Linked DNA regions of Homo sapiens: region 1 is linked to region 2. Evidence: chromatin loops called from intact Hi-C (ENCODE). Cell type or tissue: B cell. All regions are shown on one strand. Links, peaks and the distances in the headings refer to the core of each region. The heading gives the core; the rest is flanking DNA. Region 1 overlaps NCK2 (NCK adaptor protein 2). Region 2 overlaps NCK2 (NCK adaptor protein 2).

Region 1 (16,226 bases), core at 2,183-4,682, 58 kb after region 2:
GAAATTTTAAAACAAAGGAAATATGCTTCATTTCTAGTACGTCCAAAATATGCTCAGTTAAAATAATGCCATTGAATAAGGTAAAGGCAAAACTGGAAAAACGGAAATTAGAGTAGTTTATGAAAAGAGTAGAATTGAATTAAATAACCCAAGGAAGCACACACAGGAGGTCTTGAGAATTCGCTGAGCTGTGAAGTATGTGGATATGTACACGCTATCCTGAATGAGAGGGTGAAGGCGGTCTCGTAGGCTATGGCATTCAGGCTGTTTTCCCCATATCAGTTTCTCCTTCCTATAACTAAGGGAATTAATCCATCATACAGAACGTGAGGACTCTACAAAGCTACATTTCTGCTAGGGAATTACTATGTATATGTATGTGAGTGTGCGTTTTAAATCATGGTCTGACCAAGAGGCTCAATTCAAAAGCTGATTAGTGGGAAAAAAAAAAATCAAAGCTCTTTCCTCCTCTCCTCCACCTGCATACGTCTCCCGTGGGCGGAGAGCAAGCTCTCCTTTCCATCTGCCCACAAGGCCAAGTGTAAAGCACAAAGAATGGGCAGTCCTTTTCAGGTCTGCAGCCAGGAGGCTGCACCCAGCTCCAGGAAGCCAAGTTCAGCTGGACGCAGCCACCCACCACTTGGTAGGTGGCAGAGATGCAGCCATATTCAGACAGACTGAAGCTCTATATATAACAGTCACATGGCAATCAACTTAAAGTATCCCCTTTAGTTAATTAAAAAAGATTAAAAGCCTCAAGTCTAGGTGTTTTCTGTTTTCTTCAGGAGTGATTTTAATAAACACATTTTATGACGGATTCTTTTTTTTTTTTTTTTTTGAGACGGAGTCTCGCCCTGTTGCCCAGGCTGGAGTGCAGTGGCACAATCTCGGCTCACTGCAACCTCTGTCTCCCAGTTTCTAGCGATTCTCATGCCTCAGCCTCCAGAGTAGCTAGGACTACAGGCATGTGCCACCATGCCCAGTTAATTTTTGTATTTTTAGTAGAGACAGGGTTTCACCATGTTGGCCAGGCTGGCCAAAAACTCATGACCTCAAGTGATCCACCTGCCTCAGCCTCCCAAAGTGCTGGGACTACAGGTGTGAGCCACTGTGCCCAGCCTTATGATGGATTATTAATGAAAATTATTCTCAATTATTTGTTTTAACATTTAAATATTGAATTTCCAAGTTTAAAAAAGATATTCTTAAAGCATATTCTTAAAGCTCTTGAAAAAAAAAATAACCATTATCTCAATTAGCCTGGTATAGTGGTGTGTGCCTATAGTCCTAGCTACTTGGGAAGCTGAGGCAGGAGGATCACTGGAACCCAGAAGTTTGAGGCTGCAGCGAGCTATGATCACACCACTGCACTCCAGCCTGGGCAAGAGAGTGAGATCCTGTCTCTACAAAAATAATAAGAAATGAAAGAAGAAAAAAATAACCATTATCTCAATTGATACACATAACCAGTGCAGTAACAAGGGCATGATTTCCCAGCCTAAGGAGGAATGTGCAGAAACTCCAGTTAATAGGGGCACCTTTGGTTCACGCAGCCACCAGCATCCTGCATTACTCTGTGAGAGTTAACTCTGCCGGCAAATCCCCATGGAGAGGCTGCCCAGAACCAAGGGCTTCTTCCCTCTGCCATCACCGCCCTTCCCTGGTCCCCATGCACACAGTGTTAAGGGCAGGTGTGTTCTTACACACCACCACTTCCCACGCCACAGAGGATGGTCAGCAGATGTGGTCAGAGTGGGCAGCTGACCAAACTGGGCCAAAGCAGCTCTTTCCTCAAGGCTAGAACACAGAACAGATCCTGAAGGCTCCAGCCTCTGCTGGAGACACATGCCTCCAGGATGTTGGCAAAGGTCACTACCACATGTGCTGGGATAGGGACGGCCAGTCTGTAATGTGCAGAGGGATAGAGCTGAGAGGCAGGGGGCTTTCTAGGTCCCCAGTCCCCCTCTAAGCCCGGGACCCAGTCCCAGAGGCCTGCCAACATCTCCTTCACAACACATCTTGTCCTTAGGACAAATTTCTCTCACTTCACAGAGCTCAATGGGGTTTCTTTTACTGCCACTTTGGCAGCTCCTCCAAGCACAGCTGAAGAAGGTGAGGAGAAAAGGCAGGTGCAAATAAGGGAGCTAGGAGAGACTCACAAAGTCCAGGTCTCAAACAAAAGAACTTTCCATGACAAGAAGACAGGCAAAGGCTGAACGGCTAGGCGAAACCAAGGTGCTGCTGCTGGAATCCTGTGAGCTGTCACCCCAGTACCGATCCTCTCTTCAATACGAGCACAGAACTGCAAAGGGAGCTCGGCATTTTCAAGATGCACGTGTTTGTTTCCTGCTTGACAGGAGCAAACAGTTCCTACCAGGGCTTCAAGTGGTCTGCTTCTCCACCCACAACATATGCACCAGAGAACCACAGTGTCCACAGTGGCTCTACACACAGGACCTTGATAGGAATTGTGCGCATTGGTGTCCACAGACTGTTACCCGGAGAACAGCTGCAACTGAAGTCATTTATAGTCATTTCCACTGGCCAAAGCAGGTCATGTTAAACTTTTCATTTGTTTTGTTTTTCCATTTTGGTGTGTGGGTATAATCCGCATGATTATCAATATCCCATTTCCATTGATCCATACAGAAAATGCACAGCACCTACCACTCTCCACCCACGCCGTGCCAGGTGGTGAGCACTGGGTCATTTCATTCCACCCACACTCTCAGGAGTCTGTGTGCAAGATGTGGCCTCCTGGTGTGAGGACTGCCCCAGCCCTCCTCTGTACCTGAAAGCTACCCTTGCCAGCTGGATTCTGGTTAAGTTCTGTCAAAGACACAACCAGGTGCAACATTAAAAGGCAGGAGGAAGGGCAAAGCGTTGCCCCCCCGCAACACCCCGGCTCGTGGCTATGGGGACAGCAGGTTCCTAAAGCAGCAGTGACGAGAGTAGAAGGTTCCAGCTGCCATCGGTGGAGTGCCCAGTGACAGCCGCAGGGCCGTGGGCTCAGAATTCCTGCTCGGCGGCAGCAGCAGTGAGGAGAGCACCTGCTCTCAGGCTCTGGGAACTCTCAAGGCCTCATTTTGCCCTTCAGACCTAGGGACAGCGGCAGCTTTCTTAGTCTCTGATCTCTGGGGAAGATGCCTTTGGCTGTCCAGCCCTTCACACTCTCGTGAAGCCACTCCCCATACTAGATTCTGCCTATATGAAACCCCTAGGAGGTTTCCATTTACTGAGAGAGGCTCCAAGGGGTCAGGAAGAACCCCAAGGCCAGAGGAGAGCAGAGATTATCTGAAAAGTGAGGTCAGCAGTACTGACTACCAGAAAGAAACCAGAGGGCTATGGTACCCTCGAATAGTCACGTGTGGTCCGACTGCTAAAGATCCCTGCAGCCAGGAGCTGGGAGCCCGGAGCCTGGACTAAGTCCAGCCCTGCTGGGATGGCTGAGCTAAAACGAGGGAGGCTGGCTGGAGGAGGAAGGTGGCTTGCTAGCTGGCATCATCTGCTCACCAGCTAACCCTAAAAGAAAATCCACAAGTTCCTTTTTCTGATCATGCTCAAAATGTCATAGAGGTCCCCTGCCAGGCCAGGGGACAACCCAAGGCTGGCAGCATGCAGGAGCCCTCCACGGGTGGGTAGGCTAGCAGATGGCATGGCACAGGAAGCAGCCCCCAACCACAGCTGGGTGACTGTACACCCTGGAGGGCGGCCACCCTGTCCCAGTCAAATGGGCCCACCTGGTATATGCATGGTGACAGGGGTTCTGAACTCCCTCCCCCAAACGTGCTTTGGCTGCTTCCAGAAGATGTTGAAATGTTAAGATATTTGGAGGACTTATAGAAATAAAGGGCAAAAGGTAAGAAACTGAGTGTTACAGAAAACCCAGGATGTACGGTTTCTGTCGCTGGGACGGAAGTTGGGGTGTCCCCACCCAGGACACTGTAGCAACGTACAGGAAGTGGGAGCGAATGGCAGGGCAGAGCACTGAGATTCCTAGGGGAGGTCCCCAGCCAGGCATGGCCTGCTCCGCACCCACACCCCCAGAGGTGGCCTGCAGTAAGGGACATGCTCCAGGCCACACCAAATTGGGCCAAACCAAAATACAAGGGGGACATTTTTTCAAATTATTTCCCAGGTGGAAGTCATTAACTCCCTAAGCAACTGACGGTCAACAATTATCCCTCGCACTGTTTTTTTTGTTGGTGGTGGTGCTTTGTTTTGGTTTTGGTAACCACAAAATCAAAAAGGAACTTTTTGATGACCAGCTATTCCAAGTTTCTCATTTACAGATGAGAAAATAATGAGCCTGATTAGTGCACAAAAACACAAATACACATTAAAAGAATCCAAGTGAATCAAGGTAGCTCCCAAGCTCACCACACCGGGAGGTGTGGTGCTCCCAGTGATGCCAGCCAGGCTCCCAGGGTAGGAAGGAAAAACAAACAAACAAAAAGGAAGCTAATTTTCAAACAGTTGTAATTAGCTGATTATTCTTCACTTGAAAGGTTGCATGAAACAAACAGCTCCTTTGTCTACAGCAGAAGCTGTAGACAATTTAAGTTAAGGCATAAATTCATAAATAATGTTTAAAACCCAAAAGGAGATAAGAAAGAACACATCAATGTGCTACAATGACAACTGAAAAAAATAAGCAAGTCAGAGGAAAAATGATTAAGTTCAAACAAGATCAATCTGAAGTTAAATTTTAAAAACTAAATTTCGGTTAAAAATAATTATCTATCTACCTGGAATCTGAATAATCTAATAGGGAGCCCAGAGATCAGGGAAGGGAATGAGGTGAGTTAACTACTGATGTCCAGTGACAGGCACACCAGGATTCAGGATTCTTAAATTTTGAAATTTCCCATCATGAAAAATTAAAAATCCACAAAGAAACAGGCAAATTCTCATTGATTAGGCACCCACATGCCACACACAGTGCAAATTACTTACAACATGACTAACACGTAAAAACCACCCCTCAACAAATACCACTTATTACTATTTTTTAAAAACTAAAGTTTAGCTAACATCAGATGACAAGGTATTCAGACACCATGGTGTGACTCAATTTCTACATGAATCCATCTGGTAATTATTATTATTATTATATTATTATTATCATTGTAGAGACAGGGCCTTGCTATACAGCCCAGGCTGGCCTCAGGCTCCTGGCCTCAACTGATCCTCCTGCACTGGGATTACAGGCATAAGCCACCGGTGCCTGGACTGGTAATGATTTTAGAAAGCGTTTTTTCAGCTGTACATCTACACGGCTCATTAAGCCACATTTCTTTCAACACATAACTCAAAAAGAAAAGTGGCTTTATAGATGATACCCAGTACTCAGTGTCCAATGAATGCTTCACAAAAGTTACAAAATAAACGTGAGTTAAAAATTGAGTGTACTTGTGGAACACAGATTTCGTCATCCAGGCCCCAGACAACTTGACACCTCCTCTCCCTACCGCACCACAGAGTGGACAGGCCCCAACAGCCAGGTCTAGAGTTCGTTGTGTGTGTGCCTTCCCCAGCCACATGACCAGACCTGCAGTGGACACCTGCCCAAATTGAGACGATCAAATCTGACTCTGGGACCCAAATACATTGTTCCAGGGGCTCAACACACCAGGGCCCAAGGGGTCCATTCACAGGGAGGGCCACCAGATTCTGACCAATACATCAATTTTATTTTTGCCAACACAGAAAATACTGAGCATCTGTCAGACCAGTCAGACCATCATCACACAGCCAAGTTAAGGCTTGCTGTAAGGGCTCAGCTACTGTGAGGAGGACTCAGGTACCTAAAACATCTGTTACTAAGATAGCTGGAGGCTGGGCACAGTGGCTCACACCTGTAATCCCAGCACTTTAGAGGACTGAGGCGGGGGGATAACTTGAGGTCAGGAGTTCGAGACCAGCCTGGCCAACATGGTGAAAACCTGTCTCTACTAAAAATACAAAAATTAGCTGGGTGTGGTGGCACGTGCCTGTAGTCTCAGCTACTCTGGAAGCTGAGGCATGAGAATTGCTTGAACCTGGGAGACAGAGGTTGCAGTGAGCCAAGATTGTGCCACTGCACTCCAGCCTGGGCAACAGGGCGAGACTCCGTCTCAAAAAAAAAAAAAAAGATAGCTGGAAAAATCCACATCTTCCACCTGAGGACTTCCAGATGCACACTTCATTTTGGTACCTCTGACATCTTTCTTATAAACAGAGGGTTTTGTCTTGTTTAAGGCAAATAAAAACAGTTAAAGAAAAGACTGCTGGACTACCCAAAACACTGCATAAGAACAAAAGACAACAGTCCACACCACTACCGATTCTCCAGGCAGCCTGCCAGACACAAGCTCAGGGGAGCAAGCACTTGGGTGCTCCTTTTCCACCGCAGGATCACCAGGGCCTGAAATAGCACCTGGCTCAGAGTAGGTGCTCAAATAGTTGTTGAGTGGGTGACTGCTGCTTCAAGTCTTCCAAAGAAAAAATATCCATAAACCAGGATGCTCTAGCATATAAGAAATGAACCATAGTGTCAAAGGGATACTATGGTATTGGGTGCTGACAGAGGACTGGGGAAGGGGAAGGAAAGACATGAAGTATGAAGCACAGATGCCAGACACCATGGGGTCTTTCTATGACACTGAAGTTACCTGCCCAGCAGGTTCCAGGTGCAGTGGTGATGGCCCTGAGCTGAGCATGTGGGAAACAAGGAGGCATTCCAGGGATGAAAAACCAGCATGAGCAAAGGTGCATGGACTGATGGAGGCCGGCACGTGTACCAGACGGCGAGAAGACAGGTCTGCCTCAAGCGGGTGGCTGGAAAGGAGAGGGACAAGGGGGACTAAGCCAGTGTTAGAGGATTCGAGAAACAACTGCAATTGCTGATGTTGGTTTCTTAAAGAAAAATATCCTTGGCACTCACTGGCAAAAAGGTGAGTGACGGCCAGATGGTAGGTGGCTCATGCCTGTAATTCCAACACTTTGGGAGGCTGAGGCAGGTGGATGGATTGAGGCCAGGAGTTACAGACCAGCCTGGATAACACAGTGAGGGCCTGTCTCTACAGAAAAATTAAAAAAAAAAAATTTGCTGAGTGGGGTGCTACACACCTGTAGTCCCAGCTACTAAGGAGGCAGAGGCAGGAGGATTGCTTGAATCCAGGAGTTCAAGGCATCAGTGAGCCATGATCACACCACTGCACTCCAGCCTGGGCAACAAAGGGAGACCATCTCAAAAAAAAAAAAAAAATGTGGACACGTGGGATGATGTGGGAGGTCGCCAGGAACACACTGTGAAGGAAGGACCAGGAGACCTAGATGCAGGGCAAGGACAGGGAGGACTCTGGTTCCCAGATGAAAGGAAGCTGCACTCACTGTGAAAATGGGAGGGGAGAAGAAGTCAATTCCAGAAAGAAGAGTTTCGGGGAAAAACTCTAGTAGGAGGTCACTAATGCCTCTGAGCCTCCCTGAAGTCAGAAGCACAGTGTTTTTGTCATTGACTTATTCCCATGTCCTCTGCAATAATGACTGCATGCTGAGCCAACAGTGACAGGCAAGTACTGGCTCAATGTTTAACCCAGCATCAGTAACATGCGGCTGACCCCAGTGCTGCGGAGGGAGGAGGACCAGAGATCCGGCCACTTCTGGAGAAGCACATCTGTGAGGCTAGATCAGCTATCTAAAAGGCAGGACATCAGGTGGGCTAAAGTGAAACCCAGGACTATGCCCACATTCCCCGGGAACAAAGAAAGGAACATTTTCCTTTTTCTAGGTTCTTATCCTGACCAAACACAGGCAAATGGGAAGGATGCTTAGTGCTGTTTATTCCATGGGGCAGAAGGCTCTCCTTTGGGAATAAACAAATAATGAGCTGAGCCTTGAGAAAGTTAAAAATCAACAGTCTAAATAAATCTATGGTTCTCAAACTCAGGGCCAAAGAGATCAAGAGTTCCCAGGAGGCTCCGAGAGGCTGTTGGGAAGACACCGGTGGAAACTGCTAACACAGCATTCTCAGCCTCTGCAAACGCTACCCCCTCCGCCATCCTTCAGACACTGCCCTCGGCTGAGCCAGGATCGGCAGTTCCACAGGCAGGACGCAGCTTACAAGCTGAGTTCTCAAAGACTCAGAGCTGAAGAGTTCCTGGACACTTTGACGACAATATCCAATTTTGAAGGGTGTCTGGGAGGGAGTGGAAAATGAGGCCCTGGAACAGCCCTGGGAGGGAGGAAGTCAGTCTGAGGAAGCTTCTGGGAACAGCTGCGGAGAAAAATATAGATCTGAGTGATGGGCAGGCCTCACAAAGGAATGGCAGCTTTCACACCAGAGGGTTTTTACTTCAGACAGAAGAAAACAATGGTTAGAAAAAGCTGCCAGTAGCGGTCAACCCAGGTACATGCTTTTTCTAGAAAGCTTTATGAACTCAAAGCAAATCTCAGTAGCCTCTATTTGAGAAACATCAGCTTTAAAAAAGCTGCCTTCTATTGATAAGAAAAGAACATTACTTTCTACCTAAGTGACATGATTAGAAACAATGGGAAACTTCTTGAAATATTTGTCTAAATTAGGTCTTTCTGTTTTTGAGAGGGAGTTCCACTCTTGTCGCCCAGGCTGGAGTACAGTGGCCCAATCTCGGCTTACTGCAACATTCACCTCTCGGGTCAAGTGATTCTCCTGACTCAGCCTCCCAAGTAGCTGGGATTACAGGCGCCCTCACCACACCCAGCTAATTTTTATATTTTTAATAGAAACGGGGATTCACTATGTTGGTCAGGCTGGTCTTGAACTCCTGACCTCAGGTGATCCACCTGCCTCAGCCTCCCAAAGTGCTGGGATTACACACGTGAGCCACCCCGCCAGCCCTCATGTTTTTTTACTAGAAAGTCAGAATGGAAAATATAAAAGGGGATAGAAATAGTGATATTGGGCGGGGCGCGGTGGCTCACGCCTGTAATCCCAGCACTTTGGGAGGCCAAGGCAGGCGGATCACGAGGTCAGGAGATCGAGAGCATCCTGGCTAACAGAGTGAAACCCCGTCTCTACTAAAAATACAAAAAAGTAGCTGGGCATGGTGGCGGGCGCCTGTAGTCCCAGCTACTCGGGAGGCTGAGGCAGGAGAATGGCGTGAACCCGGGAGGCAGAGCTTGCAGTGAGCTGAGATCGCACCACTGCACTCCAGCCTGGGCGACAGAGCGAGACTCCGTCTCAAAACAAAAACAAAAGCAAAAACAAACAAACAAACAAAAAGAAATCATGATATTAACATCAGAATTGCCAAACACTGAAGATTGAAATGATAAGCAAACTGAAATGCCAAACTGTTTAACCCAAAATGACTTCCTGGATCTGAAATACTTTAAAGGGGTAGAAATACATTTTCAGAAGTATTATTTTTCTTGACCTGTTAAAGATCTTTAAGTTTAAAATAATGAAAAATAATTCAGATTACTAAATATCGATATCCATATCCTAGGCAATATAGCACTCTGTGATTCACACAAGAATCAAATCCGAATCACTGACCTGATCATTTTACAGATCAGTGGTCTGTTTCTAGAGCATATCTACACACTCTAAAAATGACAGATATTCTATAGCCTTCTACTTCTAAGAAAATGATTTTAAATATGATCAGTTATGTAAACACACATTCGCATACACACACACAACCTTACAGTAAGTTTCAGGCCTTCTTAGTTGTAAGAAAAGCACTGTACTTTTTAATCAGGACACATAAATCTACCTCTCAAAAGATCAAAGCCAGATGCAAACATCATCCTTTAAAAAGATCTCAGCATTAGATAGAGCCACTAAGTTTACCTCTAACTGGAGTCACACTGTAACAGAAATTTCAATCATGCTCTTAAAGTTCAAAGAATTCTGTAGAAAAGAATTCTGTCCAGAATATTAACATTTTTTTGAAGTCTGATTCTTAGAAATTCCTTTAGCAACCACACCCCATGTCCACAGCACCATCCTTTTTCTTGTTGCAATATACCTTTTTCTTTTTTTTTTTTTTTTTTACTTATTAGTGCTTTATGTTACATGAAATTAAGTGCAAAAATACTTAAATAATGCTGTGTGCCAGGCACCACTCTCAATGGTTTGACTCACTGTACTCTGCACAATCACCCATTTTCCAGTGAAGGAAATGGAGGCACCAAGGGTAAAGTAGCCAGCACAAGTCAGACCTCATGGCGGGGCCAAGGCATTCTGGCTCCAAAATCCCGAATCAAAAAGCAGAAGGTCAAAAAATTAAAAACAAAGAAACATCACACACGGAAGGAGGAGAGGCCAAAGATTACTCCGAGGGATTAAAATCTGAGTTTTTCTCCGGTTTACCTTCTACAACTCCTTTTACTGACCACGCCTGACACACTGACACATGCATTCCCTGCCACAGTGGCTCCTGTGGCCGCCTGGCTGTACTGCACAGTGCAACTCCTCAGGGCGGAAGCTGCGTGGACCCCTGGCCCTTCTTGGCCAATGACTCTAATTACCCCATGGTTCCCTCCAGAGGGCAGTGGGCAGTGCAGTAGGTCACCCACACGTCCCATTTCTTAGAAAACCTGCAGCCATGGATGCCTAACTTCTACTGTGGAGTTATTCTTCTGTACGTTATTATAAGTAGAGTCACAATTTTTGTGCTACATTTAAACATTTTGTATCTCTAAGCTTCCTTAGAAATGTTACTATATTTTTCCTACATTTGCTTCCTGAGAAGCAAGAACGGGGGAGTTACCAGCACAGTGAGAGTCATGATTCGTCAGACCCAGGGTAGAAAAGAATGTAAAATAGGCACGCATCAGCTGTTTTACTGAGAGGAGGGCTTTAAATAGGGCGCAGCCAGCTGGGGATGGGGAGGGGAGGGGTGGGGCGGGGCAGCAGGCTGACAGGGCTGCCCAGGTGGATAATAAAAAAGATCTCTGGTCTTGGTCCCTGGTTTCTGGCATAGAGCTCCTAAAGCCCTTGGTATTTACTGAGCAACAAGAGTGCCCTTAGTGATTCATAGAGAGCCCCAGTGCACCACACCTGAGCTTATGCTAATGAGGTGACCAGTGGGGTTGGGGGGTGCCCCTAGATAGCCTGGAGGGGAGCTGGTCATTGCCAGAAAGACAAAACGTGTGATTAGAGAGTGGGAACTTTCTGCACCCCCTACACCCCAACCTCTGGGAGGGGTGGGGGGCCAGGAGACTGGGCTGCAAAAACTCTTGAAAAATGGGATGTGGGGAGCCTCCACGTCATGAACTCATTGGGATGGTGCACTAGGAGGTGTCTCCCCCAGGGGGCATGGGGACTCCCACCCCTCGTCCCATGTGTCACTTCCTTTGGGCTGTTCCTAAGTTGCATCCTTTAAAACAGGGGTGTCCAATCTTTTGGCTTCCCTGGGCCACACACACTGTAAGAATCATCTTGGGCCATACATAAAATACACTAACATTAACTGCAGCTGATGAGAAAAAGAAAATTTCAAAAAAAACTCATCATGTTTTAAGAAAGTTTAAGTATTTGTGTTGGGCCGTATTCAAAGCCATCCTGGACCGCGGGTTGGACAACCTAGCTTTATAGGAACCACTAACAATAAGCAAAGTGCCTTTCTGAGTTCTGTGAGTTGTCCTGGCAAATTATGGAACCTGAAGTGAGGTCATGGGAACCCCAATTTACAGCCAGTTGATCAGAAGTACAGGTGGCTTAGGACATGCAACTGGTGACGGAAATGGGGATGGTCTTGTGGGACTTAGCCCTCAAAACTTGTGAGGCCGGCACGAACCCTGAAAAGCTAGTGTCAGAACTGAACCAAATTAGGGGACACCTAGGTGGTGTCAGAGAATCAGAGACCTGTTTGATAACACAGCCACCGGCCACACGCGGCCACTGAGCACTCAAGGGGTGGTGAGTCCAGCTATGTCTTGCTGTGAGGGCAAACACACACTGGACTCTACAGACAGGCAAAGAAAGCAAATGAATGGCATTAGCAATTATTTGAGTATATGTTGAAATATTTTGGTTATGTTGGACTACAGAAGACTTAAAATTTGTAGCCTTTTTCATGTGGTTACTGGGAGAGGTGAAGTTACACATCTAGCACACACTGGCAGCTTATGTTCTATTTCTGCTGGACAGTGCTGCTTGAGATGTCTTCATTTCTGAAAACACAAGTACTGATGTCCATTTTTTTGTCTCAAATTTTTCACATGTAGAAAGACAGCAACTACTTAAGGATGAGAGCCGGGGATGTGAGTAATAGAGAGGGAAGGAATTAGTATTTATTAAGTGCATATTAAGTGCTGGGAACCACCCAGTATGTCCCACAATTTCATGCTAGCAATCCCCTGAGACAATGGGTATCCTCCTCCTCCTTTCCCAGGTGCGGGCACGGAAACCTCAAACCTCGCGCCAATAAAGGGACAAAGCAGGGACTCCAATGCAGCTCTCCTGATTTCTGTTCCTTGCTGCACACTAGGGGCTGCGGTTCTTCTTCTGGAAAAGGCCTGATATTTCAGGCTTTGTGGGCCACATAGTCACAATTCCTCAATTCTGCTGTTGCAACATGGGGCAGCCACAGATGCTGTGGAAATGAATGAGCCCAGCTGGGTTCTAATAAAACTGTATTCACACCCAAACAGGTGAACTGGATTTGGTCCATGGGCCACTTTGCCAACCTCTACTGTAACCACAAAGAGTAACAGATATTCCTAAATCAATTACTGTATCATCAGTGCACCAGAATGTAACACTTATAAAGAACACCTTTCACAAAATACTAACTAGGTTATTGTGGAAACAAGGGAATAGGGAGGGTCCAATTTTGCAGGTGAACTTCCTGTTAGGCTTCTAAGCTCATATCAGACATCCAAGTAGGCCACGTCACGAGCAGTATTACATTAACAGCAAATTGCATTTGGTTCAATGACATGACATGTATGTGTGACATGAATAACATTACAAGCATATACCTGGGAATATGGAATGGTATCTATGAGATAAACACAGACGGGGGTCCAGGCTTCCAGGTCGGAGCCTCCCTGGCTCCAGAGAGATAAGCAGGCACCAGGAACCCAGCACTGGTGTGTGTGGGCCTGAACCTGGCTGACCATACGAGTAGCTGACCATAAGAGTAGGTGTGACACACCTGGGCAGGTGTCCTCAGGTGAGAAGAGTTCCTCCCAAGCGTGTCTCTTCACATCTTCTCTTCACTCCTGAGTTTCACCAACACTGCACAGGCAGCAGGAAGACGGAGCCAGAAGCCTCCAGCCAGTTACTAAACTAATTTGATGGCTTAAATATTAATTTGTAAGTCAAACTAACACTACTCACTACAGATGGAAATAGTTTGGAGGGAACGAAAATCCTGCATGCCCACAAGATGGAGGGATAGCCGAGTAAAGGAAAGGTCTGGGGACAGAGCCAGGGCTGGTTCGATGTTCACCTGCAGACCCCGCCCCCGCCAGGATTCTCCCTCACAGACTACCCTGAAAGGTGACAAGTCAACAGATACAAAGCAGTGGAGAAAAAGAAAACCTAGGCCAGGCACAGTGGCTCAAGTCTGTAATCCCTACATTTTGGGAGGCTGAGGTGGGAGGATCCCTTAAGGCCAGGGGTTTCAGACCAGCCTAGGCAACACAGTGAGACTCCATCTCTACAACAAAAATTAAAAACTTCACTGGGGCTGGTGTATGCCTGTAGTCTCAGCTACTCAGGTGACTGAGGTGGGAGGATTGCTTGAGCTCAGGAGGTCGAGGCCACAGTGAGCCATGATGGCGGCACTGCACTCCAGCCTGGGCAACAGAGCAAGGCCCCATTCCTAAATAGAAGAAGAAAAAGAAAACCTAAAAGAGGTGAGAGAAGGAGAAAGAAATACATCAGGTTCTCCCCACCTTCCAGGCCCTCCCAGAGCCATGCAGAACACAGACTTTCCCAGGTGGGAAGTCCCCACATTCCCGGGCTCTCCTGCTACCAGAATGTGCTTCCTAGGCCCCACTTCCCCACTCAGCCCCACCTGCGCCTCCCCTCATTCTTTTGTTTCCTTTAACACTCTTGAAGGGAACAGTATAAAGCGATTTCTACTATCCATGGTAGCAATGTCAGGGAGTCCTGCTTGGCAGGAAGCAAAGTCTGGGCCAGAGTACCAGGAACTGGTCATACCTGTGCAGTGTAAGCGTCACCTGCTGCCATGTAACAAGTCACTGCAAATTCAGCAGCTTACACCCACATATTTATTGTCTCTGTGGGTCTGGAGTTTGGGTGTGGCTTACCTAGACTCTTAATTTTTTATATAATGAAAGACAGCTAACACACATACCTCCACAGACTTACACACACACACACAGACACACACACACACACACACACACACACACCCCCTATTCTAAGCTGTATCTGTGGGAGGCTATCTGCCTGTTACGGGTGTGAAAATCTAAAATATTTGCAACTGTTTCTGAAAATGTCTTTAAGGAACATATTAGTAATTAAAAAAAAAACCCACTACCCACTACCTCTGTCTCTGTTTTAGCCAGCGACCAAAAATACGATAATCCAGCCCTGTCACTGACATCATGCCCCAAACAAGTCCCCACAGAACAGTCTAACAAAAACTAAAGTCACCCTTAAAGGGAAAAGTCATACCATGGCTGAGAATGTTCCATCTGCCATTAGGGAGTCCCTTCAAAGAAGGGACCACCAGCTCGAAAGGAAAAGCCAAGAACTGGCCGTGGGGCCGGCCTCAGGATGACCATGATGGAATGCTAAATCCGTGAGCACTACTGGCAGAGTCCCTGAAATTCAAGGGCCATTTTAAAGTCAGCCTGTTTTAAAAGGACATGGTAGTCACAGTATGTACAAATTCTCGTCAATTTGTTTTCAAAACAGCAGTGACACTGTTTTATCATCACTCTGAGACACGGTCCTCTAGAATAGATCAATCCAAAATGCCTTTATGGAGGGACCATTTACACTGACTTTCAAAAGCAGTATTATTTGGGTGAAATTGATACTTCCACACTACTGAAAACTGGCATAACCCTTTGTAAGGGCGTTATGGCAAGATGCATCAAGAGCCATAAAGATGTCCATACCATGTAACTCTGCAATGCCTCTCCAAGGAATTTACACTAAAAAAAAAAAAATGGTTCCACTGAAGAAGAGAAATATACCCAGAGACGTACACAGGCACCTTGTCTACAGGAGCAAAAATTTAGATGTCCAAATGAGCACACTACTTATGCAAGTGTGGCGCTTTCAACTCCATGGGATATCACACAACATGGAAAAAAAGGATTTGAAAAACTAGTAAAGTGGAAAAAATATTCAGAGTGAGAAGAATAGAAAATTATACAAAAGTTATAAATACTTACAAGGATGAGCTGCAAATATGAAAAGTTTCTCTTTCAGGATGGTGAGATTACAGGAAGCATCTCGCTTTTCAAAAACTATGCTTAAGAGTCAGTATATTATCTCTATCTTTAAAAGTAAATTCACACCAAGAAAAAGCAATGCCAGAAAAATACATCTCAGGAATCTAGGTCTCCATAAAGCAGCTGTGTGTTTGGTTTGCACTTTGAGATCTTTTTACCTGGTACTGCTGAAACCCCACCTGGGAAGACCAGAGCCAAGTGACCAGTATCATTCTGCCTCCTGCTCACCTGTCTCAGTCAGATGAGGCAGGCCATCAGGTTTTGAGGCAGCTTTGTGGCTGAGCCTCGAAGCAGAGCAGGCTGCAGGCTCCTGCAGGGATGCAGTCCTAGGAGGGTGGCCGGCGATAAACATGTGGAGCTCAGACAGCCCTGCAGAAGGAAGCATTTCCACTCGAGCTGTGGGGCTAAAATAATTAAGAATGTGGGATGTCTGCCCACAGGCTCTCCTTAACCTGCAGGGTGCGGATGCAAAGGTGCTGAAGGGTCAAGGCTGTGGTGCCACAGGTGCTGAAGGCCAGCAGGTGCTGCAGGGTCAAGGCTGTGGCCCACACCAAGGATCATTGCACAGGCGTGCAAACAGCATGCACCCACGTGAAAGCTCTGCAAAGCGAAGCTGCCAGGACTAGCACTCGGACAAATTGCTTAGCTTCTCCATCTCAGCTACCTCATCTGTTAAACGGGGCTGAGGGCAGCCTCGTGGGGTTGTAGAGAGGACTAAATTAGGCAACACATATGAAATGCTCAGCCACGTTAAGTGCTCAATAAATATCAGCTATTATTATTGACACATGAATACTTTAAGAATGTACCTTCAC
Region 2 (16,226 bases), core at 7,297-9,796:
GCGAGTGTTCGTTCGTTTGTTTCTTTGAGCACATCCTTACTTTCTGGCACCACAAGATGCTCTGGGCTTTTCTTGCATATTTTCTACCCCAGTCCCAGAATCAGTATATCTGCCTTGATTGTAACCAGCAGTACCTGTAGTCCACTTTTTACACATGAATCCTTTACAAAATAAAGAGGGGAGGGCTAGGTTTTTTTTTTTTTTTTCTTATGGGACCACAGTACAGAAATACAGGCTAAGAATCCCTAATTCAAAACTCCAAAATCCAAAATGCTCCGAATCCAAAACTTGAGCACTACAAGTGAAAAATTCCACATCCAACCTCATGTGATGGGTCACACATATTATTAAAAATATTATATGAAATTACCTTCGGGCTATATATATATGAAACATAAATAAGGTATATATGAAACATAAATTTAGCATTTAGACTTGAGTCCCATTCCCAAGATATCTCATTTATGTATATGTAGATATTCCAAAACCTCAAAAAATTCTGAATGCCCTAACACTCTGATCCCAAGCACTTAGGATAAGGTATACTTAACTAGAACTTAAGATTTCTCCTATGCAGACTCTAGCCCACTCCTGGGCCACATGCTGTTGAAGAAAATAATAAAACTGTGCTGTGAAGCCTGATGGTATTTTATCTCCACTAGACTGTCCCTCCTGCTAAGCAATGGCAAGCAGTAAGAACCCCCCCACCCCACCACCCACTGGTTGCCTATCATATTTCTCACAGCGTCCACCCCCCTGAAAACTCATTCCTCCAAAACCACAGCCGCCCTCTCCTGCCACGGGCTGGGTCCCGTCCCCACCTCTGCATTCACTGTCCCCAACCCAGTCAGGCCTCCCAGAGCCCACCTGCAGTCTTTGCTGTGAGTACTTCACACCAATTCCATGTATAATTACTTGTACCCTTGACTTAGGGGCAACAAAACATAATGACACAAGTCAAGAGTCAAGAGCACTTAGAGAGATCTCAGTGGCTATAACTCAAGAGTCAGATGTCACTGCCAAAAGGACCAAGGGGAAATTTAAACAACTCTGATAGCAGGGCAGACAACACAGTCATAAAGCATATGTATAATATGATTCAGATTTTTATTTTTTTAATGTATATATTTTCATTAAGTATTGGTGTATATAGGAAAAAATGTTACAAACTTTCCTCAGTGTTTAGGATTTCTACACTTTTTATGAGAAAAAAACAAGCTGGGTGCAGTGGCTCACGCCTGTAATCCCAACACTTTGAGAGGCTGAGGCAGGTAGATCACCTGAGGTCAGGAGTTCAAGACTAGCCTGACCAACATGGCGAAACCCTGTCTCTACTAAAAATACAAAAAAGTTAGCTGGCATGGTGGTGCATCCTTTAATCCTAGCTACTTGGGAGGCTGAGGCAGGAGAATCACTTGAAACCGGGAGGCAGAGGTTGCAGTGAGCCGAGGTCGCGCCATTGCACTCCAGCCTGGGAAACGAGAGAAACTCCGGCTCAAAAAAAAAAAGAAAAAAACCCCCACAAATACTATTACTACTTTCCCTTCACCACATCTCAGGTCTGCTTAAATCTAACTCTCACCTACTTCACACCTGCCCCAGGGCAGCTAGTGCCATTTTACATTTCTGATCTCTGGCCTCAAGTGGACTCTTGGTGCCTCCTGGCAACTTAACTCCATTTTCTAAGCGAGCTCCCTTCCCCTCTCTGAAGGGTCTATTAATATCTTTCTTTTCCATCCTCTAATATCTCCTCCCCTTTCTGTAGCCTCAGTTGATGAATGACCTTCTATGATACCGTATAAAACACATTTGGTCATCTTCCCATTTCCTGGCTTAGCCTCAAATGTAAGTGTCTTTTTGTATGCAAATGAGGTGACTGGTGGCTGGCAGCCCCTAGGCAGCTTCAGGATGGGGTTGGTCACCAGAAAGACCAAGGCAGGATTAGAGGGTTGGGACTTTCAACCCCACCCTCCACCCTCCAAGAAGGGGAGAGGGGCTGAGGTCAAGTTGATTATCCATGGCCAAGGGTTTAACCAGTCATGCCTATGCAATGAAGCTTCCATAAAAACCCAAAAAGACAGGGTTCAGATGGGCTTCCAGATATCTGAACACGGGGAGGTTCCTGGAGAAGGCATGGAAGCTCCGTGCCCCTTCCCCTGTACCTCACCCTACCTACACCTCTACATCTGTATCCTTAAAAATATCCTTTATAGTGACACCCAAAATGAGTGACTGAGGTAGACATTCAATCACAGAAGTTTATTAAGCCAACTTTAGGGCTTTTCGAGGGAAAAAACATAAGCCACAGAGCCATCTGTTTTTCCAAAGAGGTTTTCAAGTTTAGTATTTAGACATTTCCTTAAAGTAGGGGAAGGTAGGTTGGCGGTTAAGGCGAAAAGGTTACATGCCTGTGAGACTTTGGTTAGTGCCCAGTAAATCTACATTTTACATCAGATAAAGTGAATGTCGGAAGAGACAATTATGCAGTCATCTCTGGGTAGGTGGAAGAAATGAGTCTGGACTTGTTCTGCACCTGGGAAGATAAGCTTGTAATCCACACTATCAGTGTGGAGAATTAGAAGGTAGACCTCAATTACTGACCTAAAGTTACAACTGGTCTGTCCTTGTTTCTGGGAAGCCAGGAAAGGATTTACTTAAGAATGATCTGTGGGGGCAGCCTTTCAGATGCCCACGGCCTTTTACCTTTCCGTGGGGACCTGGCTGATGCATAATGGTGGTAACAGCTGTTCATTAGGAAAAGGGGGATGCAAGATTCAGCCTCTGGGCCTAAGCCACCCTTTTGCATAAGCAGTTTAGCAGGAGGTCCTGAGATTTTTTATTTTCCCTTACAAAACACAGTAAATGTGTTTCCCTGAGTTCTGTGTGCTGCTCTAGCAAATTAATTGAACCTGAGGAAGGCAACATGGGAACCCCAGTTTATAGCCAGAATTACTGGTTAAAACAACCTGGGACGTGCAACTGGCATCTGAAGTGGGGGTGGAGGGGCAGTCTTGAGGACTGAGTCCCCAAACTATGGGACTGATGCTGTCTCCAGGTCAACAGTGTCAGAGCTGAATTAAATTAGCAGACCTTCAGTGGCATCTGCTGCAGAAGCAACTGCTTACTTGCTGTTGGGGAGAGATACCCAGACATTTGCTGACAGAAGTGTGTTGTGAGAGTAGAGTAGAGTAGGAGAAACTGCATATTTTTTCACTTGCCCTCCTTATTTCATTAACAGAAATTCAGGCAATCGGAAGAAAACATCTCCATGTGTCCCACGTGTTACAGGGGTGAGCTGTCTGGGTGCCTCTCTGAGGCCTGTCCTCCTCCGTGGACTGAATCCCACCTCTGGAAGGAACCTGCTCCTATAATTATTCCCTGGAGCTACTGTGTCTTTCTGGATCATCTCATTTAGCATAAGACATGCTAAATTCTCCTCCATATTGTGATTACATTCCCTTGCCCCTAACCCCACCAACTCTCCTTTATAGAGGGGATACTCTACCAGAAGCTGTCTCCTCTTGCCATCTCCACTTCCTCCCCAACCTGATCTTTGAGCCTCCACTAATTGGCTTTTGTCCCTACCATACTGCCAGATCCAAAGGTCCTCTTGTTACCTGCATGTCCACTACAGCAGACACTGCTGACCAGCCTTTCTGGGAAACACACCGTCCACCAGCTGCGCGGAGATCACACAGCCCTGCTGCCTGTCCCTTGCTGACCCTTCCTTCTTAGTTTTCTGGCTCACTCTACTTGTGCTTCTGAACTAAAGATGGAGGGGTAGCCAGGCCGTCTAGGAGCCTCCCCTCCATCCGCCCTCTTGGCTTTGAGTGTCATCCATCTGTTGCTGCCAAATGTTGGTCTCCACCCTGCTCTATCCCCAAATGCCAGACTCCTGCACCCAGCTACCTGGTGAACATCTGCATCTGGATGTCTAACATGCACTTCAAATCTCACGTCTAAAACTAAGCTCTTCATTCTCCCCATGAAAAACAAAAGGAAACCAATCAAATAAACAAACTACCTCCTGTGCCTCCCGCAGTCTGCCCTTCTGAGTAAGTGGGTATTAGACAACCATTAAGTGGGCTGACCCAGCCCCCAATCTGAGACTCATCCCTCAAGCTCTTGTCTCTCACTCCCCATTCTTTCCAGCAGCAAACCCCACAGACTTGCCTTCAAAATATGCCTCAGATCCACCCCTTCTCTCCCATGCACTTCACTCCAGACCAACAGCACCTCTCCAGTCTACCAGTCTCTCTGTTCTACCCTCCTGGCACTCGCTTTGGGGAACTTTAAAAACTAAAGGTATTTGTGTCAGTCCTCTCTGCAAACCCCAGTGCAGCTTCCCACCCAAACAGAACCAAATCCAAAGCTGCACCAAAGCCTAAAAGACCTTGACCCTGGGCAGTTTTTCCAAACTCTGATTCTCACCTTGGGGTCTTCGCATTGGAATGCTCTTCCCCAGCTCTCTGCAGGACTCTTTGTTCTGTTACTTTGTTCAAGCCGCCATTCAAATGTCCCCTCCCTTGCTCTCCCTGCCTCTCTCATATTCCTTCTCTGATTCCATCCAATTCTCTGCCAAGCCAAACCTGCCCCACCTCATATAAAATAGCTGCCGCACCACTCTCCATTCCTTTCTTCTGTTTTCTCTTTTTCCATGGCCCTTACCATTACTTCACACACATTTTAATTTATTTATCGTTTATTTTCTCTGACTGCACTTAACTCCTTGAAGACAAGGACTTTGTCCCTTTGTAAGCCAAGACTTAGATGGGTGCCTAGCATGCATATATATACTCAGCAAACATGTGAAAGAGAGAGTGGATGAAAGGCCTACGGTCGGCCTCCATCAGTAGGTGTTGATGGTCTCCATCACCACAGTAGACACACAGATACAAGATGCCTACAAACTATTCCATCCTACACTGAGGCCCTACCTTGCATGTGGATTCAAATTTAAGGTGCTTCATTTAAAACAATCCCACTTCTTGATATATTCATTGTTATTCTACATAATAAGGGGTCTTTTATTCATATGGGAGCCATAAAATAATTCCATTAAAAAATTTAAATTTTATATTATTCAGCTACTTTGGTAAAAGGGTGAAAGTACAGGGAGTATACATAAATATTCATGAAATACAGATCAGTAATAAAGAGTGAATCTTCCAATTCTTTTTAGCAAATGATTAGTGCAGCCACAGATAATGAAAGATAAAGTTTAGGAAAGCTCATTAAATGACTGAGAAGGCAATTGTCTAAGACTAGTTACCTGGCCAAAAAAAAAAAAACATTTTAATAAAATTCCAGCATTTAAAAATTTGCATTTATCTTTATCAACTCCAAAATTTAATTTTAAAATATGCTGCTGAACATTGAAACAAAACAAAATGCATATAGCCCTTTCGGCACAGCTGTGAGAACACAAGATTTTCTTGTGACTTGAAAATGCTAAGGTTTATAAATAGTGGTTATCTATTGCTGGTACAAAAAAAAAAAGGACTGTTCTAGTTAAACAGAAAGTCTGGCTTAACAGTGAATTCTCATGTAGGAATTATTGATTTTCATAGATCAAAATAGGATTAAATATACTTGTAAAGAAACTGTTGGAAACAGCACATATAATCGTACAGGACTGGTGTTGAATATATAAGAACTCCTACAATTCAACAACAAAAAGACCAATAACTCAATTAGGCAGCAGGCAAAATACACAGTCATTGCAAGGACAGGTAGCACAAATGGTGAATAAACATAAAAATAACTCAAGTTCATTCATAATCTGAGACCACAATACGATCCCATTTTATAGTAGATGGGTAAAAATGAAAAAGGTTGATAATGTGTTAGGAAGGTTGAAAATCAATGGGAATACACATCATGTGCTGGACAAAGTAAAACAGAATCACTACTTTGGAACCAATGTGGGCTTATCTTGTAATGCAGAATACTGACATACGTACAAGGCAGCAGCTCCACTTCTACTTATATGCAGTACAGAAACTCTTGCACTGTGCCTCAGGGACATGCACAGTGCTCAGGGCAGTACTGCTTATGACAGTTAAAGAAGAGAAAATAACCCTGATGGAGGGAAGATACATAGGTGGTATAGTCACATGATTCACTATCATACCAAGAAAGTGAAAACCAAGAAATCACCACTCCCCACACAATCACACAGATGACTTGGAGAAACAATATGCAATTGGGGAGGCGTTGGGGAAGTCAAAGGACTGCATACTACATAGATCCATTTTCATAAAGCCCTAAAACAAGCAAAATTAAACAATGTAGTTTAGACTTACATATGTGGTAAAACTAACGTTAAAAATCAAGGAGCTTGACGTCATTAAGATGGCCTACTAGAGACACACCCAGCAATCACCTCATCCACAAAGAACTAAAACAATAGATAACCACACAGCAAGTAAAATGTCCAAGGGAGAACACTGGAATTCAGCAAAGAAGCAACAAGACCCTCCGAGGGACAGAAGCTCAGGATGGCAGCACAGAGGAAAGAAAAGCAGCCAGCCAGGACTGACTCAGAGCCAAGGGGGACTCCCTGTTATAGGAAAAAGTAAGCTAAAGGTCCACAGCAGACCACATTCACACCACAGATGCCTACAATCTTAGCCAGAGCCATCATAGGCCTTGAGCCCCATAAAGGGAGGTACCTGGCATCCATGCAGTTGTTTTACTCTAGAAAGACCATTCATGCTGGGTAGCCCCTACTCCCTGAGTCCCAGGCTGCTGCAGCAAGGCACCATTTGGAGACTGGATTCACACTAGAGTGCATCCTCCTAGGGGCCCCAGCATCTCCACATCCCTGGGGTCCTGTCAACATCTCACCGTATCCACCCAAAGAGCTGCAGTGTTTTGATACCAGCTGGACCCAGCAGTGCAGCTCTAATCCCAACACCTGAACCCAAGCAGCATCCTACACCCTGTAGAACAGGTGGTCCAGCACAGAAGGAAGGCTTCCCCTAGAACAAAGGGAGCCAATGCACAGTCTCCCCAGAGCCTGAAAGCTGACTGCATGGGGCCTGCTACTACCTCCACCAACAACTTTGCTCCCTCCAGCAGTAAGCTGCCACATACGCAGCCTGGAGGCCTGAAAACCAGCCCACCCACTGTCCTTGTTTTCAGTAAAGCCACACCACGCCTCCAAAACCAACTTCAGCTTAAGCCACTGAGGCACTTGCAGACACCACTGACAGTGATTACAGTCCAAGAAATCATACGAAGACTACACTTTTACGCTCACCCAGAATCAAACCCAAAGCATCCTACCCAAATGATACTATAGCATACATCTACAAAAAACTCTGTTCCCTATGAAAGATACTCCATGAAACTGAAAAAAAGAAACTATTTCGCTAACAGTGCAGATATCAACGTACAGATACAAGAAACACGAAAAAGCAAGGAAACAATAAAACCTCCAAAGAAACACAGTAATTCTCTAATAACAGAACAAAGAAAAGGAAATCCATAAAATGCCTAAAAAAGAATCTAAAATAATGATCTTAAGGAAACTCAGTGAGATACATGGGAACATGGAAAATTCAACGAAATCAGAAAAACAATTCATGAGAATTCATGGAGAAATTCAACAGAGATATTTATCACAAAAAGTCTTGGAACTGAATAATTAAATGAATTAAATAAAAAAATTGAGAGCCTCAAAAAGAGACTAGATCAAGCAGAAGAAAGAATTTCTGAACATAGAGACAGGTCTTTTGAAATATCCTAGTCAAACCAGAATTCAGAAAAAAAGAATAAAAAAGAATGAAGAAAGCCTACCTGACATGTGGGATCCTATTAAGCAAACATATATTCATATTTTGGGATTTCTAAATGGAGGAGAGATGGAGAAAAGCATAGAAACCCTCTTTAATAAAGTAATAGCAGGAAACTTCCCTTTGTGGGAGAAAGAATCCAGATCCAGGAAACTCTAAGATCCTTAAATATATTCAACCTAAGAAAGTCCTCTCCAAGGCACATTGCAGTTCAACTGTCAAAAGTAAGACAAAGTGAGAAGTCTGAAAACAGCAGGAGAAAAACATCAAGTAAAATAAAACAGAATCCTCATCAAAATAACAGCAGATTTCTCAGCAGAAACCTTACAGGCCAGGAGAGTTCACTATGATATATTCAAAATGCTGACCAAAAAAAAAATATATATATATATACACGTATATATATATATATATGTGTATATATATGTATATATATATAAAACCAGCCAAGAATACTATACCCAGCAAAGCTATCCTTCAAAAAGGAAGAAGAAATAAAAGTCTTTCCCAGACAAGCAAAAATTGGAGGAATTCATCACCAGTAGACTGGCCCTATGAGGAATGCTTAAGGAAACCCTACATTTGGAAGCAAAAGAATGATATCTGCCATCATGGAAACACACAAAAGTATAAAACTCACTGGTAGTGCGAAAACATAAATGAGGAAGTGAAAGGAATCAAATATTACCACTGAAGAAAACCAGCAAACCACAAAGAAAAACAATGAGAGGAAGAAAGAAACAAAGGATATACAAAGCAACCAGAAAATACTTAACATAGTTACAAGAGTTTGCCTTCATCTCTCAATAACAACCTTGAATGTAGGGCTAGGCATAGTGGATCATGCTTGTAATCCCAGTACTTTTGGAGGCTGGGATGGGAGGATTGCTTGAGCCCAGGAGTTCAAGACCAGCCTGGGCAATACAATGAGACCCCATCTCTACAAAAATAAAAATAAAATTTAGCCAGACATGGTAGCACACATCTACCTGTAGGCCCAGCTACCCGGGAGGCTGAAGCAGGGGGGCAGTCACTTAAACCCAACAGTTCAAGGCTACAGGGAGCTATGATCATGCCACTGCACTCTAGCTTCAGTAAGAGAACGAGACCTTGTCTCTAAAAAAATAAAAAAATTAAAATTGAAAAAAAAACCCTTTAATGTAAATGAATTAAATTTCCCAATTAAAAGATATAGACTGGACAGATGGATTAAAAAACACCACCTAACTATATGCTGCTTACAAAAAACATTACCTATAAAGACACACAGAGACTGGAAGGGAAAGGATGAAAAAAAAATCTTCCACAGAAATGAAAACCAAAAGTAAGCAAGAGTAGCTATACTTATACCAGACAAAATATAATTTAGATAAAATAGACTTTAAGTCAAAAAACATAAAGTGGCAAAGAAAGTCATTACGTAATGATAAAGGAGTGAATTCAAAAAGACATAACAATTGTAAATATATATGTACCCAAGAACAGGGCACCCACATATATAAGCAAATATTATTAGAGCTAAAGAGAGAGATAGACCCCAATAGAACAACAGTTGGGGGCTTCAACACCCCACTACAAACACTGGACAGATCATCCAGGCAGAAAATCAACAAAGAAGCATCAGACTTAAACTGCACTATGTATCAAACTCACCTAACAGACATTTACAGAAAATTTCATCTAACAGCTACAGAATATACACCCTTTCATCAGCACATGGGACATTCTCTAGGATTTACAGTATGTTTGGTCATAAACGAAGTCATAAGAAATTTTTATAAATCAAAGTCAGGTATTATCTCAGAACACAATAGAATAAAACTAAAAATCAATAACAACTTTGGAAATTGTATAAATATATGCAAATTAAACAAGTTGCTCTTGAATGAACAATGAGTCAATGAAGAAATTAAGAAGGAAATAAAAAATCTGAAACAACATAAAAATGGAAACACAGTATACCAAAAACTGTGGGATACATCAAAAGCAGTGCTAAGAGGGATGTTTATAGCAATAAATGCCCACATCAAAAAAGTAGAAAGATCAAGATGCTAGAAAAGTGAGAACAAACCAAACCCAAAATTAGTAGAAAGAAATAATAAAGACCAGAGAACTGAACAAAAGAGGCCAAAAAAATGCAAAAAATCAATTAAATAAAAAGTTGTTTATTTAAAAATATGAAAATTGCCAATTATCTAGACTATGAAAAACAGAAAAGCCAAATAAATAATATCAGAATATCAAATAAATAATATCAGAAGACATTTTACAAGTTACCACAGAAATATAAAAGATCATTAGAGACTAATATGAACAATGATACACCAATAACTTAGAAAACCCAAGGAAAACAAGTAAATTCTTAGACACACATAACTTGCTGACAATGAAGCAGAAAGAAATAGAAAACCTGGCTGGGTGCAGTGGCTCACACCTGTAATCCCAGCACTTTGGGAAGTGGGTGGATCACCTGAGGCCCGGAGTTCGAGATCAGCCTGGCCAACAAGGTGAAAGCTCATCTCTAGTAAAAGTACAAAAGAATTAGCCAGGCATGGTGCTGCATGCCTGGAATCCCAGCTACTCGGGAGATTGAGGCAGGAAAATCGTTTGAATCCGGGAGATGGAAGTTGCAGTGAGCAGAGATCACGCCACTACACTCCAGCCTGGGCAACAACAGTGAGACTTTGTCTCAAAAAAAAGAAAAGAAGAAAAAGAAAAGAAAAAAGAGGGGAGGGGAGGGGAGACCTGAACAAACTAATAATGAGCAACAAGACTGAATCCATTTAAAAAAAAAAAAAAAAAGTCTCCCAACAAAGAAAAGACCAGGACTGGATGGCCTTAGTGCTGAATTTTTCCAAACTTATAAAGACAAACTAACACCAATTCTTTTCAAACTATTCCAAAAAACAAAACAAAACGAAACAAAAACGAAACGAAACAAAATAAAAAAAAAAAAGAGAAGAGAATTCTTCCTAACTCACTCTAAGAGGCCAGTATTATCCTGACACCTGAAACAGACAAGGACACAACAACAACAAAAACTACAGGCCAATGTGCCTGATGAACATAGATGCAAAAATCCTCAAAAAAAAAAAAAATACTGGCAAAGTAAATCCAACAGCATATCAAAAAGACAATACACCATGATCAAGTGGGACACATTCCAGAAATGCAAGGATGTGGTCAACAAATGCAAATCAATAAATGTGATACATCACATCAACAAAATGAAGAACAAAAACCATATGATCATCTCGATAAATGTAGAAAACCATTTTGATAAAATTCAGTATTCCTTCATAACAACTCTGAACAAATTAGGTAATACGAGCCTTAACGACAGATGCACAGCTAACATCATACTGAATAGGCAAAAGCTGAAAACTTTTCCTCTAACAACTGGAAAAATATAAGAATGCCTATTCCTTCACGACTCTTATTCAATGTATTGTTTATAATCCTAGCCAAAGCAATTATGCAAGAAAAAGAAAAAGCAGTCATACTGGAAAAGAAAACGGAAAATTCCAGCAAAATACTGTAGAATTGGTAAACAGATCCGGTGAAATTGCAGGATACTAAAATCAACATACAAAAATCAGTAGTGTTTCTTCTATATACCAATAACAAACTAGCTGAAAATGAAATAAAGAAACCAATCTCGTTTATAATAGCTAAAAATAAAAGAAAAAAAGCCAAATACCTAAGAACAAATTTAACCAAGAAAGTGAAAGATGTCTACATTAAAAACTACAAAATACCGATAAAAGAAATTGAAGAGGACATAAACAAATGAAAAGATATCCCATGTTAATGACCATTACATCCAAAGCAATCTACATTTTCAATGTGATCCCTATCAATATATCAGTGACTTTTTCACAGAAATAGAAAAAGAAATCCTAAAATTTGTATGCAACCACAAAAGACCTCAAATAGCCAAAGAAATACTGAGCAAAAAGAACAAAGTTTGAGGCATCACACCACATGACTTCAAAATATACTACAAGCTATAGTAATCAAAACAGCATCGTATTGGCATAAAAACAGACACATCGACAAAGGGAACAGAATAGAGAACCCAGAAATAAATCCATGTATTCACAGCCAAATAATTTTCAACAAAGGTGTCAAGAACATAGATTAGGGAAAAGGAGAGCCTCTTCAATAAATGGTGGTAGGAAAACCGGATATCCATATGCAGAAGAATAAAACTAGGTCCCTATCTTTCACTACATACAAAAATTTACTCAAAATTGATTAAAGACTTAAATGTAAGCCCCCAAACTATAAACCTACTAGAAGAAAATATAGGGGAAATACATTAGGACATTGGTCTGGGCAAAGATTTTACAGCATAGAATGATATTATCAAAAAGACAAAAAAAAAAAAAAGATATCATGCTTATTTGGTAGCTTTGTAGCGTATTTTCCAGTCAAGCACCATGTGCCTCCAGCTTTGTTCTTTTTGCTCAATATTGCTTTGGCTATTCAGGGTTCTTTTGCGGTTTCCTACAAATCTTAGGACTGTCTTTTCCATTTCTGTGAAAAATATCATTGTATTTTGATAGGGATTGCACTGAATGTATAGATCACTTTAGGTACTATAGTCATTTTAACAATATTATAATTCTTCTAATCCATGAATATGAGATATCTTTTCATTTTATAGTTAAGACTTCAACAGCAGAGGCAACAAAAGCAAACATAGACAAATGGGACTATATCAAACTAAAAAGCTTTTGCACAGCAAAGGAAATAATCAAATGAAGAGACACTCTGGAATAGGGGAAAGTATTTGCAAACTATTCATCCAATAAGGGACTATTTATTATCCAAAATATTCAAGGAATTCAAAAACTCAACAGCAAAACAAAAAGAAAAACCCAAATAATCTGGTTTTAAAAATGACCAAATAATCTGGTTTTAAAAATGATCAAAGGATCTGAATAAACATTTCTCAAAAGAAGATATACAAATGGCCAATAAGTATAGCAAAAAAAATGCTCAATATCACTAATCATCAGAGAAATGCAAATCAAAGCCACAATAAGGTATCATCTCAATGAGAATGGTATTATCAGACCAAACACACACACACACACACACACACACACACACACACACACACACACCAAATTCCTGGCAAGGATGCAAACAAAGAGGAACACTAATTTACCATTGGTGCAAATGATCTAGCAATCCCACTGCTGGGCATTTACCCACAGAAAAGGAAATGAGTATATTGATGTGACAGCTGCACTCCCATGTTAACTGCAGCACTATTCACAATAGCCAAGATATGTAATCAACCTAAGTGTCCATTAACAGATTAATGGATAAAGAAAATGTGGTACATATACACAGTGGAATACTATTCAGCCAGAAAAAAAATAAAATTCTGTCACTTGTCACTCATGGCAACATGGATAAGCCTGGATAATGTTATTATATTACATGAAATAAGTCAGGCAAAGAAAGATAAATACCAGAGTTCTCACTCACGTGGGAGCTACAAAAGCTGATGCATAAAAGTAGAGAATAGAATAGAGGTTACTAGAGGTGGGGAAGGGTGGGGAGAGGGAGGAATAGGAAAAGGTTGGTTAACTGGATTCAAAATTACAGCTAGATAGGAGGAATAAGTTCTAGTGTTTGATAGCACTGTAGGGTGACTTTAAAATAACTAGAAGAGAGGATTTTGAATGTTCCCAACACAGAAAATAAATGTTTGAGGGAATGAATATGCTAATTACCCTGATTTGATCATTACACACTATATACAGGTATCAAAATACCACTCTTTACCTATTAATAGGAACAATTAGAATGAATAAGTAAACAGATCCAGTGAAGAAAACAAAATGTATCAACTCAAAAAAACAAAAAGAGAATGAATGACTAGTAAATAAGTGAAAGAGACAAATCTTGTTGGAAGAATAACTCTAAATAACTTACGTAGACACTCCATCTTCAAGGAGATGAAGCAGTGAACTCCCCTCCCTTAACTATGGGGTGCACCCAGAGACTTCCTTCCAAAGAGTACATAGGGAAAGGGGGAGAGGGAGTCAGTATGGAGTGAAGAATTCTGACAGAATGGACTCTTGATGTGATGAGATGAGTAGGATATGTTGCCTCTGTGGTCTTCCTCCCAAAACCCTCACGAGAAAATCATCAGACAACTCTCAATTGGGGGACTTTGTAAAAAATACCCGACTCCTCAAAACTGTCAAGGTCAACAAAACAAGGAAAGTCTGAGAAACTGTCACAGCCAAGAAGAGCTCAAAGAGACATGACAACTAACTAGTGTGGCATCTTGGATGGAATCCTGGGACAGAAAATGAACATTAGGTTAAAAAAGTTTTAAATCCAAATAAAGTACAGACCTTACTTAATAATGGACCAATTTTAGTTCATCATAAGGGTAACTAGATGCTAAATATATGAGAACTTTTTAGGCTATCTTCATAAGCCTTCTGTAAATCTAAAAGTGTTCTAAAATAACTTCTGGGGGAAAAGGCAATGGCAAAAGAGGAGGTAGAGAACAGTATTGAGAATATTCTAGTTTTTAAGTTGGGAGGTAGGTTCACAGGCATTTGTCTTATTATTATGCCCCAAAAGTACATAAATGACACCTACGTATTTTGTACCTATCAAATATCACAAATGGAAATTTTAAAAAGAAAGCATACAGGCCAAGCAGAAAGGGACAGTAAGAGTACTTCACTAGCTAGCACTTGCTGAACCTCCCCAAAATGCCAGTCAGCATGGCTATGCCCCTAGGCCTGGCACTCTACTCCATCCAACTATATCACTCAGAGCTGGGGGTCTGAAATAAAGAATCAGCTCATTTGGGCTCTAATAAAAATAATGCCTATTTTGGGAAAGGTGGAAGCCTCAGAGAGATGGAGTGTGTGAGCTCATACTAAGAGCTATGGTTTCTATTAAAAGAAGACATTTCAGACAGTGGCCACTGGGTACAGTTGAAAAGATGAGTGAGTGATGGTCCTTCCCTGTAGAGAGCATGCCTAATTTACTAAGAGGTCAACACAGCAGCATCCTATTTCACTCCTACAGCAGCCCCAAGGGGGAAGTGGTGACCTGCTCAAGATGTCATAGGTGATCAAAGACAAGCTGAGACCTCTTCCTGGGTCTCTTGACCCCAGGGTTAGTGCTTGTGTGTCTAGATTCATGAAAATAGGTATTTCATTTGCAGTAGCTGCCATGATTTGCAGAGCCTTCTACTGTTTTCAGCCTTGTTTCTTAGACTTCAGAGTCGAGACAAAGTCATTACCTATCACATGCTTAAATTCTGCACTCCACACTGATCTGCGGTGGGTGAGTGTGCTGTCATGGGGCTTTAATTGTAGTATTCTTGTGGTCAGTGCCATTTTTTAAATTTGACCAACATTAATTACAGGCAAATTATTGTGAATTATAATTGTATATCAAAACAACAACAACAAAAATATGGTTAGGCCATATTGTTCCAAAGCAGGGAACAGGGAAATTCGTTGATAGCAAAAACATTTTCAGCAATCTTGAACGGTGCCCAATTCTCCCTGGCCCCTCTCCTATTTCCATCTTCCTTTTATGACTTATTCATCTACTGCTATGTAAGCTTGCACACTTCTTAGATCCCAAACTACAAACTACTATAAAAAGAGGAAATGAGTTGATCTTTCAACATTTTTTTCTTTTTAAAAAAGTTTAAACTTTTAATTTTGAGATAAGTATAGGTTCACAGGAAATTCCAAAGGGTGTGCAGAGTGGTCCCTTGTGCTCTTCACCTTGTTCCTCCTAATGGCTACATTCTACATAACTGCAGTAAAATATCGAAACCAGGAAACTGACATTAGTATAATGAGTATATATGGTTCTGTCATTTCATCATGTGTGTAAACTCCTATAACCACCATGCCAATCAAGACTATTTCATCATCACAGAAATCTCTCTGACATTATCCCTTGTACAGTCACACCCACCTCCCTTTCTGACAACCATCACCAACCCCTTGTAAACACTAACCTGCTCTCTATCTCTGTAATTTTGTCATTTTGAGAATGTTATATAAATGGAATCATACAATATGTGTGACCATTTGAGACTCATTTTAAAGCAAAAAGAAGAAATTCTATTAAAAGATAGAAGACACTCTGTATGATTTCAATGCTTTGAAATTTGTTACTGTTTGTTTTTTGGCCCAGGACATGCCCTAACATGGCAAATGCTCTGTGGGTGCCTAAAAAGAATGTGTATCCTGCTACTTTTGGGTGGAGTGTTATAAATGTCAATTAGATAATATTAATTGATGGTGGTGAGTGTTCCTATAGCCCTGCTGACTTTCTGTGTACTTTCTGTGTGGTTGTTCTATCAACTGTTGAGAAGAGTATGGAGATCTTCAAGTATAATCATGGGTATGTCTGTTTCTC

The links. Peaks named below come from ENCODE experiments on the same cell type or tissue, not always from the same donor. Only the 100,000 strongest peaks of a DNase experiment are listed, where the experiment ranks them.
Region 1: it touches region 2 in a loop (8-fold over the local background); 3 of 110 quality-filtered maps call a loop at or near these places.

Annotation. Positions count from the first base shown.
Region 1 is chr2:105,763,919-105,780,144 of GRCh38, reverse strand. All of the region lies in intron 1 of NCK2 (NCK adaptor protein 2), which reads right to left. Among named protein-coding and RNA genes, the nearest start is that of NCK2, 27 kb to the right of the region's middle. RefSeq lists enhancers at 1,740-2,240, 3,351-3,460, 3,521-3,620, 9,907-10,409, 10,410-10,912. In B cell, for the core only: no CTCF peak of the experiment used is centred there; DNase peaks (open chromatin) are centred at 2,854 and 3,664; H3K4me3 peaks cover 855 bases; H3K27ac peaks cover 2,500 bases.
Region 2 is chr2:105,827,376-105,843,601 of GRCh38, reverse strand. All of the region lies in intron 2 of NCK2 (NCK adaptor protein 2), which reads right to left. Among named protein-coding and RNA genes, the nearest start is that of NCK2, 91 kb to the right of the region's middle. RefSeq lists an enhancer at 8,385-8,434. In B cell, for the core only: no CTCF peak of the experiment used is centred there; a DNase peak (open chromatin) is centred at 8,441; H3K4me3 peaks cover 942 bases; H3K27ac peaks cover 2,139 bases.